Regions from separate parts of the Mus musculus genome. Here region 2 is linked to region 1. The links are chromatin loops, found by intact Hi-C in ENCODE. Cell type or tissue: left cerebral cortex. All regions are shown on one strand. Each heading gives the region's core, and the rest is flanking DNA. Links, peaks and the distances in the headings are about the cores only.

Region 1 (2,905 bases), core at 305-2,804:
GGTAGCTAGGACTCCTGTCTCCTACATAAGTACAGCTGTGCAGGGCCAGAAGATGCTTGGCAAATACTGCAGGAACAAATCTGAGAAAAACTATTTTACTTTTTAACTGTCACCTGTCACAGTGCAGTGCTCTCCCTTTTGGCTGTGAGTATACCAGAAAGTCTCTTCAAGCTGAACACCGACTGTGAGTCAGTCTAGACTGAAATGCTGGTAAACAAAGAATGCAGGCCGGTCTTTCCTGACACCAGAGAGATCAGTCCATTAATTACCACACACATACGCCTCAGATGCTTGTGGTGGAGAAGGGCACCCCCATAAACTAGTCAGCAGTCCAAATGAGCAAAAGGAAGAGGCAGGCGAGGGAATAAGGATCCTCTGGGCCGATGCCCCCATTTCTCCTCTCCCCTTCCTCTATCTCGATCCAGCAGCAACACAACAGGATATCAGCAAGAAATGTACTTTGCGGACAAGCGACAAGGCTTCTCTCAGAACCCTCGCTTCTCCCACAAGGCGATCTGCAAGAACTGAGAAGCACAAACATGTCGAATCCGCTTGAGAATTCGAAATGGGAAATGCTGGAGGGGGATAAGGGACACGGGATGGTAGCGCCTGCACGACTGGAATGGCGGACCAACGTCGCAGCGACTGTCCTGGGACCTCGCCGTGTGTGTGTGTGTGTGTGTGTGTGTGTGTGTGTGTGTGTGTGTGCCCTCACTGACTCGGCCGCTGGTGTCCTGGGCGCGAGGCGGTGCGACCCTCCCCTGCAGGACGGCTTGCCCCGACCTGTCCCCGGGACTCGGGTCTCCGGGCGGCCGGCCTGCGTCCTCCGCTATTGGCGCCAGGCCGTCACCGCCGCACTCACCTGCGCCTGCACGTCCATGGTGGTCCGCACAGGAAGGGATGCAAAGGCAGCAGGCAGGGTGACGAGACCCGCGTCCTCTCAAGGGCTCGCGCCGCAAAACGTCGGAGCCAGGCCAATTCGCCAGGCCAATCGGCCAAGCCAATCCGCCACACCAGTCACTTTTGAATTTCAACCTCCGCGCAGTCAACGCACTTCAATCCGCAGAGGCCAATCCGCGCCGGCGCTGCGGTCGCGAGCCAATCACGGCGCCCTCCGCCTCCGGGGCCACGCCCCCTGAGTCGCGACTCTTCTAGTCCGCCGGAGCAAGAGAACTAGACCCCTTGGATCCTACTTCCGGATCCGCTCTTCCTTATTTCTCCCTCTCCCCCTCCGGAGCGCGGAGCTAGGCCTCTGGTTGCGTCAGAAGTGCGCGTGTGTGGAGGAGTGGCGTGGGGGAGGCAATACGCATGTGCAAAGGTGCCTGAGCGGTGTCGGGGCGGAGCGAGCGCCACCTAGCGGCTGCTGCTGAACCTGCACACCTCCTCGACAAACCTGTAGACTGGAGACTGTTAAACCGAGGTTGCTCTTGGTCCGCTTTCTCAGGTCCGAAAAGTGGGAGCTGGTTGATGGCGCTGACCTGTCCTCAAAAAAGAAAAAAAGTAAAAGAAAAATTGGAGCCCATATCTGGAGATGTAATAAAGTCATAAGTCTAGAGCAGGTCCGGGAGGATAGCAAACTGGTTATCCCTGAAACTCATATAATGTGGAAGGTGAGAACTAATTCGCCACAAAGTTTTCTGTGCCCCTCCTGCCTCCAATAATATATATTATACATAAACAATATGTATTATATACATAAACATATCTTTACACATATACATAATATATACTCAATAATACCTATTATATATAAGCATATATAATATATATAAATAACATAAATTATATATTTATTTTGTTTTTTCGAGATTGGGTTTCTCTGTGTAGCCCTGATTGTCTTGGAATTCTATTTGTAGAACAGGCTGGCCTTGAACTTAGAGATGCCAGGGCTACCCTGTGCCACCATGCCCAGGTCAATAAACAATCTTTTAGATTAAAAAATCAAAACAAAACTATAAGCCAGGCTTGGTGGCACACACCTTTAATCCCAGTTCCCAGTACTCAGAATGCAGAGGCAGACAGATCTCTTGAGTTCAAGGCCAACCGGGTCTACAAAGTAAATTCCAGGGCAGCCAGGGCTTTGTAGAGAATCCCTGTCTTAAATAAAGAAATACACACATGCATACCTGCATACATACATACATACATACATACATACATACATACATACACACATACATACATAACTGGGTAAATAAACAGTATGTTTCTTGACACCAAGTTGTAAATCTACAGCCCTCTTACTTGAGATGTTTCCAAGTCTACAAATGTTAATGAGGGAACACTAAAAAATTTCTGGTTATAATTTTACAAACTGGTTATAATTTTAAACTAGACAGTATTTCCCTAGTGACTTTCTAGAAAAAAAGCAAAAGTTTTATTGTGTGATAGAATATGAGTTTGTCTTCTACTGAAACCTGTTTTGGGAGTTTATCTTTCTTGGCATGAAGCTTGACAGCAAGGTAAACCAACCTGTGAGATTTTACACATGGGATGGACTGACCTGGCCCCTGCAGCCTTGGGATAGGAGCTGGCTCAGGAAGGACTCTGATGCAGCCAGAGCTCCAAGGCTATCAGCTCTGAGAAGGACACATCTGGACAGCAAAGGGAAAACAAATATCTTCCTTATGTATCAATTAGAATAACAGAGGTTTACCCCCAGCCAGCCCAGGATCCTCACAGTATGTGATCTCAGTGGCTTCTTTGGGGGCTAGGTCAGTCTTCAGCTGTCAGGCAGAGCAGCTGGAGACTGCAGCAGCCACACCCAGAAGGTCTGAGAGATTTTTCTGCAGAGAAAGAACTTGGGAGAACGGACTCACCTTGGTGAAACAGTCAACCCAACAACTTGGGCAGGCCCTGCCAGCAGGCAGTTCTTTGCCCAGTGGTCAGTAGTACCACACTTGAA
Region 2 (2,905 bases), core at 185-2,684, 200 kb before region 1:
GCGGGAGACAGAAGTATGACCCTGTGGATGGACTTGGAGTCTATTAATTTATTTAAGGCAATTAACACATTAGTCCCCAGGACACAGGACATGTAAAACATTACACCAAAAAGAGAGAAGCTGTCAAAAGCCACTTTCACACAGCCCGGTCCTGTCCCTCGGCTTGTGAGGCTTGCCTACAAAGCCTGGGGAGAGACAAGTCCTGGGAGCAAGGTCCACCCTGAGTCATCAAGCTACTGGGACAGGGCCACACTGTCCCCAGCAGGCGCAGGCACAGGCACTGGGAACTGTGCAGGCACAGCAGGGTGGGACGGCCCCTGGGAATAAGTTAAACATAAAAGCCCTGTGAAGCTACTAACAGCAGGCTACCATCTTCCTGATCCAGGACAGAAGGCGGGCAGGCGGGCAGGGGACAGCCACAATGTAGTGCTCGGAGGTGAGAGGCAGCCCCCCTATAACCACCTGTGAGGACCACTGAGGAATGTCAGTCAGAGGACCTAGCATCCTCTAAGGCACTAAGGTAAACTGAGTCTCTTCAACGGTACTAAGCAGGACTGCTGTGAAGCACTCCTGCTGGCCAGTTTGCCTTGGGGGAGGGAGATTGCCAGCAGAGCTGGAGGTGGGGTGGGCACCTGGCTTCCAGAGGGTGGTGGGCCACCTGACCTGAAGGAAGGGCAGTGCCATCTGCAGCGGACCTCCTGCAGGGGGCCTCGGTGGCTCTGCTCAGCGGCTCATGCAGTTCTGCACATCCACAAAGCCCAGACGCTGCCTCCGTTTCCGCTGCTCCGTCATCTGAGTTAAACAAGACGTCAGGTGGCCTAGCTGCCTTCCCCACAGCCCCGGGAAAGTCTGCATCCTCCCCAAAGGGCCCAGCTACCATTAAGCTCTGATGGCAGATGGTCAGCCCCAGTCGCCCCCAGTCACCCTCAGTTGGCAAGTCAAACGCTTGATCGGGTGCAGTCGGGAGACCACAGCGAGGGGCTAGGGAGCTGCACTGGGTAGCTGCTGCTACAGGCGGAGGAGGTTCCCACCACCGCAGGCCTTGGAGGCTCTTCCAGGCTGCTGCACAAGACTCCACCTGAACCAGGGTTCCCTGTGACTTGGATGGCTCTCACCCTGCATGGTACAGAAGCTTAGGACACTGAGACTGGGAACACACCTGCTCCTTGAGTTCATTGAGCTGGGAGGTGAGGTGCGACACCAGCTTCATGGTGGAGCCGAGCTTCTCCTGCAGGATGCGGATCTCATTCTGCTCCCCCTCCCCCTCGCCGCTCACCAGGGACATGGCACGCATCCGCGGGAACCAGTCCAGGTTCTTGTTCTGGAACAGAGTGCCGCGGTGAGAGAGGGCCATGCCCTTTACCAGACGGCCAGCAGGGGGCGTAACATGGGAAAATCTGAACTGGCTTGGGTCCTCCCAGGTGGGCTGCCTTCCGTGAGATGGCTCCATCCTCCTGTGGGCCATCTGCTCACTCCCCGCCACAGCCACGGAGCAGGAAGGCCAAGACCCAGACTTGCTCCCTTCCTTTCCGCTGCTGCAGACGAGCATGTCCCGTGCTCAGGGAACAGGAGAGTCACACAGATGGCAGTCTGGGAGGGGGAGCCTCTGAAAGAAGGGAAGCCATGCTTCCCGAGATAGAGAAGCAGGGGAGAAGGGCTCGAGCCAAGCAGTTTGCTGGTTCCCTGTCACAACTGTGAATTCTCAGACCAACAGTTAAACCTCTCTAGACCAAACTCGGCACTGCCACAGTGACTAGAAATTAGGAGGATTATGTTTTAATTCCTCTAAGCCTGGTATTTTTAAGCTGCTCCAGGCTTTCTCTCTGACTGGGACAATGTTGACTTTAGGAAGCTGTTCTCCCATGCTGTGCTTTCTAAAAGAGGTCCTGTGGGGAATCTACATCCCTCAGTGGGGTCTCCCCACTCCACTGCCCAACCCCCCAACTGCTGCTGTGCAGGGGTGAGGGGGGAAGCTGGTTCACCACGCTTCTCTGGGGCTGACAGATTCATTGCATGTTTGCTTTCTCCATATAGCAGGAGTGTGGGTCCACCCACGGGTGGTGGTGGCCAGCAGGGCTTTGCACAGTGAGGGCTGGCCCCAGCTGCTCCTCACTCCTTGGCTGACCCCACAAGCCACTGCAGCTGCCACCCCTCAGGCCAAGGCCAGCAGCTGTTGTGCCTCCTCCCAGGTGTCAATGAGCCCGGGCGCACGGACACCCTCACCTTGATCATCTGAGCCACATAGCTCTCGGGGCCGGTGTAGTCTGTCTTGTTCTTGACTCGGACCAGTACAATGAAGTACAGGTAGTTCCACATGTTATGCTCCAGTTTGATGTGCTCCTCGAAGGACACTGTCTTGTTGTCAAACTTGTCCCTCTCCAGACCTGGGGGCAGAAGGAGGGCCACCACTGAGGACCACCATGGGGACTGCTCCTAACAGCTCTCCTGGGTGATGCGGGTCACTGTTCAAGCTCCAATGCTTAGTGGTGGGGACACCACCGCACGTGGCTGCAGCCCTCCTGCAGAGAAAGCGCTAGGGACTCTGGGAACATCAGGATTACCTGAGCCCAGCAGTGACAGTGACAGCTGGGTCAACAGCATGGCCTGCCAGGTGAGCCCTGCTCTCTGGGCCCTGGCCACTGGTGAGGACATGACTGGATTCAGAAGGAGCAATGGACTAAAACCAGAAGCCTGAGACCACAGTGGCATCAAGTTCCTCTCCTGGAAGGCCGAGGGCTCAAAGCAGTGGCTTCTTGGGCCCCAGTGATCCACCTCAGGCCAGGTCAGCAAGGGTGGGACTGGGTGCCATGGCTCAGATGCCTCCAGCCATGCAGTGGGAAGCCAACAGCCGAGCTAGGAAGTGAGCCTCACCACAGATGAAGCACGTGGTCTTAAGGATTTCCTC

Evidence for each region. A loop is a pair of places that touch in the nucleus more often than their neighbours do. Peaks named below come from ENCODE experiments on the same cell type or tissue, not always from the same donor. Only the 100,000 strongest peaks of a DNase experiment are listed, where the experiment ranks them.
Region 2: a loop joins it to region 1, with 2.2 times the contacts of the local background. A loop is called at or near these places in 2 of 42 quality-filtered maps.

What each region holds. Positions count from the first base shown.
Region 1 is chr17:26,915,243-26,918,147 of GRCm38, reverse strand. Kifc5b (kinesin family member C5B) reads right to left here and starts at 1,057. Exons shown (of 11, transcript NM_053173.2): 1 at 863-1,057. The coding sequence starts at 880. In left cerebral cortex, for the core only: a CTCF peak has its summit at 1,362 (motif pointing left); a DNase peak (open chromatin) is centred at 1,219; H3K4me3 peaks cover 808 bases.
Region 2 is chr17:27,119,347-27,122,251 of GRCm38, reverse strand. It overlaps Itpr3 (inositol 1,4,5-triphosphate receptor 3), which reads right to left. Exons shown (of 58, transcript NM_080553.3): 55 at 2,872-2,905; 56 at 2,224-2,384; 57 at 1,160-1,321; 58 at 29-792. The coding sequence ends at 724. Among named protein-coding and RNA genes, the nearest start is that of Uqcc2, 13 kb to the left of the region's middle. In left cerebral cortex, for the core only: CTCF peaks have their summits at 676 and 1,380 (motif pointing right); DNase peaks (open chromatin) are centred at 824, 1,362, 1,566 and 1,997; H3K27ac peaks cover 909 bases.